2 separate regions of the Homo sapiens genome follow, and region 2 is linked to region 1. A link is an interaction called in ENCODE POLR2A ChIA-PET data of the cell type or tissue named here. Cell type or tissue: Caco-2. All regions are shown on one strand. Region 1 overlaps METTL15 (methyltransferase 15, mitochondrial 12S rRNA N4-cytidine). Region 2 overlaps KIF18A (kinesin family member 18A).

What was found. Peaks named below come from ENCODE experiments on the same cell type or tissue, not always from the same donor. Only the 100,000 strongest peaks of a DNase experiment are listed, where the experiment ranks them.
Region 2: POLR2A ChIA-PET joins it to region 1 with 6 read pairs; 3 of 35 experiments call an interaction of 5 or more read pairs at or near these places.

Annotation. Positions count from the first base shown.
Region 1 is chr11:28,166,511-28,171,510 of GRCh38, reverse strand. All of the region lies in intron 3 of METTL15 (methyltransferase 15, mitochondrial 12S rRNA N4-cytidine), which reads right to left. Among named protein-coding and RNA genes, the nearest start is that of METTL15, 61 kb to the right of the region's middle. RefSeq lists a silencer at 1,392-1,592. In Caco-2, no CTCF peak of the experiment used is centred here; a DNase peak (open chromatin) is centred at 2,590.
Region 2 is chr11:28,092,285-28,097,284 of GRCh38, reverse strand. It overlaps KIF18A (kinesin family member 18A), which reads left to right. Exons shown (of 17, transcript NM_031217.4): 3 at 2,485-2,642. Among named protein-coding and RNA genes, the nearest start is that of KIF18A, 13 kb to the left of the region's middle. In Caco-2, no CTCF peak of the experiment used is centred here; no DNase peak of the experiment used is centred here.

The sequences.
Region 1 (5,000 bases):
CAATTAAGACAAATTGTTTTATCTCACTTTCCAGTTACGTTTTTAAAAAATTACATTAAGAACATTTGGCAAACCTTTTCATATACATCCTCTCTTATGAGCCTCAATACAACCTAATATGATGGGTAATATTGCCTCTATCATGGAAATAAGAAACAAAGGCTTTAAAAAGCCAGGCCACTTACCTAGTGCTGCACTACAAGTCACAAAGAGTTAAGACTGATCTGAGGTCACTTGATCTCAAGTTTAGTGTTCTCCGCATGACACTTCAACTACCATGCATTATTTATCTTTCTCTCATTTTAAAATTAATATTCACTCCCAAAACTCCACTTAAGCTTAAAGAAATATAAAAAGGTATAAATTCCCAAGAACAAAGATGAGAGATGTCAACAAGTGCTCAAAGATGGAACAGAACATAAGTGGAAACCTAATAGTCCAAGGGAGCTGAAGTAGTGGCCAGCTTCTCCAGAAGACAGAAGAGATGGGATAGAAAAAGCAGTAATGGTTGGAATTCTGCATAAGGATTAGTTTTCTCAGAGGTGTTCGAACCACAGCGACTCCATCTTGAATAGGGGCTGGGTACAATAAGGCTGAAACACAGGAGGTTAGGCATTGTAAGTCACAGGATGAGACAGGAGGTCAGCACAAGATACAGGTCACAAAGACATTGCTGATAAAACAGGTTGCAATAAAGAAGCTGGCCAAAACCGACCAAAACCAAGATAGCGATGAAAATGACCTCTGGTCCTCCTCACTGCTCATTATACACAATTTATAATGCATTTGAATGCTAAAAGACACTCTCACTAGGGCCATGACAGTTTACAAATGCCATGGCAATGTCAGGAAGTTACCCTATATGGTTTAAAAAGGAGATGAACCCTCAGCTCTGGGAATTGCCCACCTCTTTCCCAGAAAACTCATGCATAATACACCCCTAGTTTAGCGTATACTCAAGAAATAATTATAAGTATTATCAATCAAGCAGCCCAAGCTGTTGCTCTGCCTATGGAGTAGCCATTCTTTTATTCCTTTACTTTCTTAATAAACTTGCTTTCACTTTATGGACTCACCCCAAATTGTTTTTACACAAGGTCCAAGAACCCTCTCTTGGGGTCTGGATTGAGATCCCTTTCCGCTAACAGCTTCACCCACAACCCCTTCCTCTCCTCATGCTTCCTAAGAGACAAGAAATTCATTATCTGGAGAAACCAACCAGGAAAACCTAGGTGCTAGGTTACCAGGCACAGCAGAGGTCAGAGAAAATGAAATGAAAGCAATTAAGTCCAAGTCCCCATCCTGTGCTCTGGGATCACAGCTCCGTGACTTGGTTCTGAGCAACCTATTGCTATCTTCTGGTGAGAGATTAGAGAATTCTCTGGAAAATCTGATCAGCAGAAGAGAAAAGACCTACAGTCACTAAAATTTAGAATCTCCCAAACAAAGCAACCAGCTGTCAGCCTAGTCACTCAGTACAGAAGCCCAACAGGAACCACATCCTACCCCCCACACCAGAGCATACTTACTCAACCACCCACTCAACCAGGGTTATCAGAGTAGAAGAAAATCATTAGTAAATAAGCAAATACAAATTTTGCTTGTGTTCAGGCTTTAGGAAAAATTTTCAAAATCACTTTATTTAAAATAACAACACTCTGCTGCAAAAGTAAGAGAATAGAATTATTCTTATCTAGTAGGAGTTTGCATTAGGTTTTGAAAACCAAGTGTTTTGTGAAAGAAAGGCTTATATTAACTTTGAATTATTTATATTATTCACATAGCCATAGATTTATGATTAACGTAGTTATCTAAATAAGGTTTCACAACTCTGGTAAATAGCTCAAGAAACGGGAGTGTTTACTATGTGTTTCTTATGTTAAAAACAAGTTTTAATGTTAAAAAATAGTGTTCATCATTCAAAAAAATGACTAAGGAATTTCAAAAACAAAACAGAAATCACCTCCTGTGATTCCACAGCCAGTAATTCTGGTACATCATCTTTCAGATCTATAGATCCAGATCAACATTTTAATGCTTGTTTTCTTCTATATCAACTTGCTTTTAATTTCTAATATAATTTTAAAAATATTATAGAAATATGAAAGCAGTAAAAATCTTCAAATCATAATATCAGTTTTAAATCTAAAGCTTTCAAATATTTGAACAACCAAGATAAAAAATATCTGGAGAATCTTTACTATGTGAAGTTGTCAAAGTACTTATAACAGCCACGGCTCCTGAATTTGTTTGTCCACTAATAACCCTATCTAGTTTTTTGAATACAGAATTCATATTTCTCTGTCAAATCTATTCCCCTCTCACAATAGTAATGATGATTGCTTTATTTAAACTCTCACCACCATTTGCCTACATTATTAAACATACATTTTAATCAGTTTTCTCTACCAGTCTCTCTCCATTTTGGTCTAACCTCCACTTTACCTTGTGAAACTTCATCTTAGCATCTTATGGGCATGTCTCTCTTCTATTTCAAAACCTTTAGTGATTCCCTGTTGCCTACAGGTTAAAGTCCAAATTCCTACTGTGGCCCAAAGGTCATTCTAATCTGGTCCTGACCTGCCTCCAGTCACTTGCTTCCATCTTCTGTCTTACGCTCTGGCTTCCCTGAATTGCCCTCTGTTTTCAGTGTCAGCATTTTCCCACCGGCTGTTTCATCTGTTGCAATGTCTTCTCCATGTAAATTTTTAAATGGTGTGATAAATACCATTTTTTGGTGTGGAATGCACTAACATTCCACAAATATGTTCTATATTATATAATTCAGGTACATGAGAATATGGGTAATATTTGTACTACAGTTTGTGTTTTTCTGTATTTTAAAATTTCTCCTTAACAAAAAGCATCACAGGGCTTGTTGTGGCATGGGGGGAGGGGGAGGGATAGCATTAGGAGATATATCTAATGTTAAATGATGAGTTAATGGGTGCAGCACACCAACGTGGCACATGTATACATATGTCACTAACCTGCATGTTGTGCACATGTACCCTAAAACTTAAAGTATAATTAAAAAAAAAAAGCATCATTTAAACTACTGATTGTTTGCTCTAAAAGAACAAGAATGAATGCAAGATTATGTTCATTACTTACCCTACTCAATATGATCTATTTAAGAAAGATTTCTGATCTTTATAGGTTTTTTTTTTTATTTCTCAATTACAGCAGTAATTGCTTACTTGCTAATGAAATTAGTTTACATATGCTTGTCTATCATTCTACACTGGACTGTGAGTTTCCTCAAGGATGAGGATGAGGGTGACATTGTCTTATTTTTTCTAAAAGAAAAACATCCATGCCTGAATATAGAAGTGTTCAATAAATATGGGCAAAGACAAAGAGGGCTTAATACAGGATGGGAGGGAAGAAAACCAGAGGAAGAGAAAGAAAAAGAAAGTAAAAAACTGATGTCAGTATAGGAATCTTTCCCTAAATGTATATAAAAATAATGAATTACAGGTTTTAAATAATCTTCATTTCGATCTTCTAATTTTAATTCTAAAAAAAATGGACTGGTGCATTCCTGTCTTTTAGAATATAAAAAGGTTTTATAAAATCAATGCAATTTTTGTCCACCACTTCAAAGGCTAAATATTAAACCAAGGAAAGAACCTCAATAAAAAAGTTAACTTATGTTGGATAAAAGAAAATCTAAGCAGATGATAAAGTTGATAAGGTGTTGAAATAACATCTGAGAAAGATTATAGGATTTTGTCATTACAGTATAAATTTATATATTTTTTCGTATCTAGTATATTGATACTAGATATGAATCTAGTATATACAGGTGAATCTCGTACTGTGGGATTCTGTGATAGGAAATGCTACTCCATCTCATCTTATGTAAGCCCCAGTGACTAGATGATCCATTAGGCTCTCATTCCTTAGCATCAAATGACTTATACTTACATAATTAGATGTTCCCAACTGGAATACTGAATCCTGGAGGGCTGCTAAGACTCAGGGACAGTTAAAAAATTATCTGCATAGAGAAAAAAGTACTACGGTGGTAACAGTGTTGAGAATTCAGCAGCAACAAGATTGAGAATCCAGCAGAGCTGAACCAGTGACAGATTCGCAAGGTGGACTATTTGGTGGCACGACCCTGGTTGTGTTTGCCACTGCTGAGCTTTCCTTGATTTCTGCTCATTTTCAGATCTGGTTCTCCCATGTTCTTGCTGATTCTGAGAGCTGCCCAACCTACTTCAATAAATTCCTTTTCTGCATAAGACAGCCAGAGTCAGTTTCTTGGTTACAGACAAGACTTCCAACTCATAGTCACCCAAAATATACCCATCCTAACTCCCGCTGTAATAATTAGCCACATTCATTTGTTTAAATAAGCAAAGATCACTCAAAGTTCCTGAAAGCTCCATTATTTAATGACTGTGTCTATCAATACCAAACTTCCTAATTCAGAAGGACAAACAAAAGAACAAAAGAATAACAAATACAATCAAAAGGTTAGGTCAGAAGTGCCGGATATAGAAAGAATAGATGAAATATGCATTTTCATTTTCAGTATTTTTATTTATTTTTTTGAGATGGAGTCTCACTCTGTCACACAGGCTGGAGTGCACTGGCACGATCTTGACTCAATGCAGCTTCCACCTCCCAGGTTCAAGTGATTCTCCTGCCACAGGCTCCGGAGTAGCTGGGACTACAGGCATTCACTACCATGCCTGGCTAATTTTTGCCTTTTTGGTAGAGACAGTTTTCACCATGTTGGCCGGGCTGGTCTTGAACTCCTGACCTCAGGTGATCTGCCCACCTTGGCCTCCCAAAGTGCTGAGGTTACAGGCATGAGCCACTATGCCTGGCCAGTTTCAGCATTTTTTCATTGTGAAGTCCCAGCCTAAGATTCCAGAACCACTTAAAAGTAATTTAATAAAACATCACAAATGAATCCTGAACCAGAACGTAAGTTCTCTAGAATTCAGAATTTAAACTACACATTATGGCTCATAATATCAAAAATG
Region 2 (5,000 bases), 74 kb after region 1:
CTATGTAATTATCTATTCCTGGAGAGTAGTCAGACATTTCTGAACATTTGACAGTTTCTTTTCAGCAGTTTTTCTTCATGGCACATTGAAATAAAAATGTTTAAGTTGGCGAAGGATAGGAGGAGACTGAGGATCAAAAAACTACCTATGGGGTACTACACTCCTTACCTGAGTGATGAAAAAATCTGTACACTAAACCCCGCAGCATGCAATTTACCCATGTAACAAACCTGCACTGTACCCCCAAACCTAAAATAAAAATTGGAAAGGGGGTAAAAGTGTTAAGATCCCATGTTAATTATCTCATGCCCTTTAGCTCATTGTTAGCCCAAGAAGCATCTTTAGTGCTTTTTTTGGCCTTTCAAGAAAGCCATGTTGATTTCCTTTTTAAAAAAAAAAAAAGAGAGAGAGAGAGAGAGATACCCAAGATGCAAAATGGCCAGTTTTTCAGTGCCTACCAGGCACTAAACACCATTATTAATATCTTATTTTTGTAATTATTAGTATTTATGATATTTTCCCCAAGACAGCTCACAACTATAACATGTTTCACTGTCTTTTCCTGATTCATTTCAGTTTTATCATGGAAGACATACCCTCTTGATCAAGTAAGGATGGAGTGTGGTTTATTGATTGGTACTACTGTGATTCCCATTTTTAAGAAGATATTCTTTTCCTCTTTCATGAAACTTCATATGTCTCTAGAGATTTTGAAATCTTCTTAACTCTAAGAAAAAAAGTAGACTCTCTATCAAACTACTATTGAATTTTTGGTTTCTTTTTGGCTTTCTTTATATTCTTACCCTGTCTTTAAGACAGCTTAAGAATAAGCTTAAGAATAAGCCATTTTAAACCTTCCTTATATACCAGCTTACATAAAATAGAACAAAGTAAAATATACACCATCTTAATTCATCCTACTGAAAAGTATTTTTGTGGTTTGTTAACATTTGGTTTAGCAGACAGATTGAATTTATAAAAATATTTTCAACCAATAATGATATGAGAAGTTATTGCCTTAACTGATTATTGTATTGGGTGTTTACCATATGTAATTCACAGAGTGGATTTTTTTCTTTCTCTTTGTCTTTTTTTTTTTTTTTTTTTTTTTGATGAAGTCTTGCTGTGTTGCCCAGGCTGGAGTGCGCTGGTGCAATCACAGCTCACTGCAATGATATGAGAAGTTATTGCCTTAACTGATTATTGTATTGGGTATTTACCATATGTAATTCACAGAGTGGATTTTTTTCTTTTTCTTTGTCTTTTTTTTTTTTTTGATGAAGTCTTGCTGTGTTGCCCAGGCTGGAGTGCGCTGGTACAATCACAGCTCACTGCAGCCTCAACCTGCTGGGCTTAAGCAATCCTCCCATCTTAGCCTCCTGAATAGCTGGACTACAGGAATGAGCCACTGCCCTCAGCTAATTTTTTGAAAATTTTTGTGGATACAGGGTCTCACTGTGTTGCCCAGGCTGGTCTCAAACTCCTGGGCTCAAGCAGTCCTCCCACCTTAGCTGTCCAAAGTACTGGGATTGTAGGGATGAGCCACCGAGCCTGGCCCACAGAGTGGATTTTTTATACATTGGAAGAAATTCACATGACTTTCTTGTACTGAATAGAATCTAGGAAACAAAGTAATTCACCTAAAACAAAAACTTAAAAAGGAATCTTATAAATGGCATCTATCTGGTATTTATTCAAGTACCTGCTTTGTGGCAAGTGATTTGTTAGGTGATAAGGATACATGGCCTCTGCCTTGGTGGAGCACTCAATTGGAAATACAGTGTGATACATGCCAGAAGAGAGGGATGTGGATATGCAGCATATACTAAGGGCTGAAGTGAAAGAGTGGATGTGTCTGCCTAGGACAATGAGGGAAGGCAGAGAAAAATGATATTTGTGCTGAGCATTTAGAAGCAGGTGGAAGTTTTCCAGCTGGATCAAGTAGAGGGACTCCTCAGAACAAAGACAGCAGAGTAGAAAGGAGCAGCAAATGCTGAGAGTATTGAATAATTAAGTATCCCTAGATCACAGCAAGGAAGCAGTAGGCTGGCAAAATAAGCAGGCACCCTCTGAGTGCTTTATAATATTCCAAAGTGAGGAATTTGAACTTATGTAAACCTGGAACAATTAAGAAGGTTTAACGTATTCCAATTTCTTTTTCATAAAGATGACTACAAATTGCAAAGGATAAAGAAGATGGAAGATGAAGACTAATCTGTAGGGAGATTTTAAGATTGCTTTGAAAGAGTAGTTGTTAGAGTGGGGGGCCGGGGGTAGTGATACCATTTATCAGAGTAAAGAACATAGGAGTAAGAGTAGATTTGTGGTAACATTCCCAGGTTTTAAGGATAAGACTATAATTTTGGATTTGTAGGGTTTAAAGATACTGTTCAGGATATCCAGATGGAACTATCCACTAGATAGTAGATATAATAGAGTTATATTTCATAACAAAGAGTTTTGATCCCTTTCTTAAAAACTCAGTACTTGCCTATGGTGCCACTGGTGCTGGGAAGACCCACACTATGCTAGGATCAGCTGATGAACCTGGAGTGATGTATCTAACAATGTTACACCTTTACAAATGCATGGATGAGATTAAAGAAGAGAAAATATGTAGTACTGCAGTTTCATATCTGGAGGTAAGTTGGGAATTTAGATTAATCAATAGTTTTGGGAAATCATTGACATGATTCATACAAATGATTTTATTATATAAGAGTTTTCCGGTGAATATATAAAATCATTAAAATTCCTTGTCTTGAATATTTGTTATGCATCTTTTTCTGTTAATTTTTTTTTTTTTTACTTTGGCAAAATTTCAGACTTATAGAGAAGTTGCAACAATAGTACAAAGAACTTCCAGATACCCTTCATACAGATCCCCCATATGTTAGCATTTTACTGCATTTGCTTTCTATGTGTGTGTATACATTTCTTTCTTTCTGAGCTAGGTTGCAGACTTGTAAAAACAGGACTTTTTAAAAATAACTGCTAAATAGGTACCAAAATCAGGAAATTAGCAATGATACAATATAATTATCTGTAGATCTTAGTGAGATTTTGCTAGTTATTTCATTAATACCCTTTATTGTAAAAGAAAATTGTATTCAGTTGTTATATCTTAGTCTCCTTAATCTGTAATTTTTTGTCTTTTATAACACTGCCATAAAAATCCTTAGTTTGGATTTATCATGATTAGATTCAGATTATGCACTGACAGTAACACAAGCAAAGTGATGTTCACTTCTTACTGCATCAAAAAAGGCTTAAGCCGTTGATTAGTCCCCATACTGGGAATGTTAACTTTGATCAGTTTTATTATGCTGTGGTCTGTAGAGTTTCTCCACTTTGAAGATACGTTTTACCATTTATAATTAGTAAGTACTATGTATGTAGACAATGTAAATATTCCTTACTCCTCAAACTTTTATCTATTGTTATTAGTATCCACTGATGATTGGTGACTGAATCAATTACTATTATGATGGTAGATGATGGTGATTTTTAAATTCCATCATTTCTTGTACATTTCTTTATTGACTTTCTACTATAAGGAAGAGTTTTCCCCTTATTATATCAGCCTCCTGCATTTTTACTTTATTGAATAGATTATAATCCCTTTCTGTAATCATTTTTTGTATGTTCAAATTGTGTAAGATTTGGCTAGTTGAGACTTCTTCATGTTGTCTCTTGTGTCCTTTTGAAATACCCCATCATTCTTTGAGGCCTTCTACCCTCTTAATAGTCAACAAATGGTAACTAAGTGGCAGACACTCTAACTTTGCATTCAAATAGTGTTTCAGAAACCAGTGCAGAAACATAAAAACCCTGATTTCATTGCCTATTTATTTCTGGTGCCATAAAATTTCTCTCTTATTAACATCTTGTAGTTTGGTCCCTACTGAGAATTTCTTCCAAAGATTGATTAAAATCATATATGTTGCTAAAAATTTCTTCATTAGAACTTATAGATAAAAAAGAAGTAAAACTCATTTTCTTTGGTTGGTTAACTATGAAAAGAATTGTTCTGAACTCAATTGGGAAAAGAGGGTGCCAGCATTCATTATTTTTTCCTTAGATCCTTTTTATAACTGGGAGAATTTTGAAGTTTGGTTATTTTCACAATTTTTATTTTTTCTTTTAATCTACTTTCATATTATTAATGATAAGGCAGTGTATAATATGGTTTTCTACTCAAGCTGTGCACCAGAATTGCCTATAGAACTTTTTAAAAATAGGCCTAGGCCTCACACTTGGGATATTTTAATTTAGTAGGTCTGGGGTGTGGCTGAGGCATCTGTGTTTTTTAAATGCTCCTTGGTGAGTGTCATACATAGACCAGCTTGAGAACAATTATTCTAATTTTTGATTTGTTATGATTGAAGTGGGTAAGGGGAAGCAATAGTAAAGTGACTGCTGCTCATCAAAAAGATATGATTTAAAAATATTTCTTCATATTATCATTTTACTACTTTTAAGGGTTTATTACATTCTAATGCCTATCATTCATTGTAGAGAATTGTACCAGCAATGAATTATCACTATGAGCTACTTATTAGAACACAGAAGGAAATAACACAAAATAATTTTTTAGAGACTAAATTTTGTTATTTTTTTTCTTAAATCTTGTCAGTAATAGTTGTAATTGTCATTTGGTTAGCAAGTAATAAACTTTATACCTTTAATAAATTCATAAAATCGGGTCACTAGTACTACATAGAAATGTGTGTTACTTATAAAAATTACTTTTTAAAAAATGGCCAGAGATATAAACTACAGATATGTATTCAGTATGATGCAGTAGAGTGAAGCTGTCTAGGCTCCAGTTCCTACTCTGCTAATACCTTTATGACCATGGACAAATCATTTAACCTCTCAGAGTCTTAGTTCCCTCATCATTCAAATGGGTCTCCTTTTGAAATTTATTATTAGTAATTATATGTCAAAATTAATGTAATTGAAGGATAACCGAAACAAATACCACCTGTCCTTGGTAT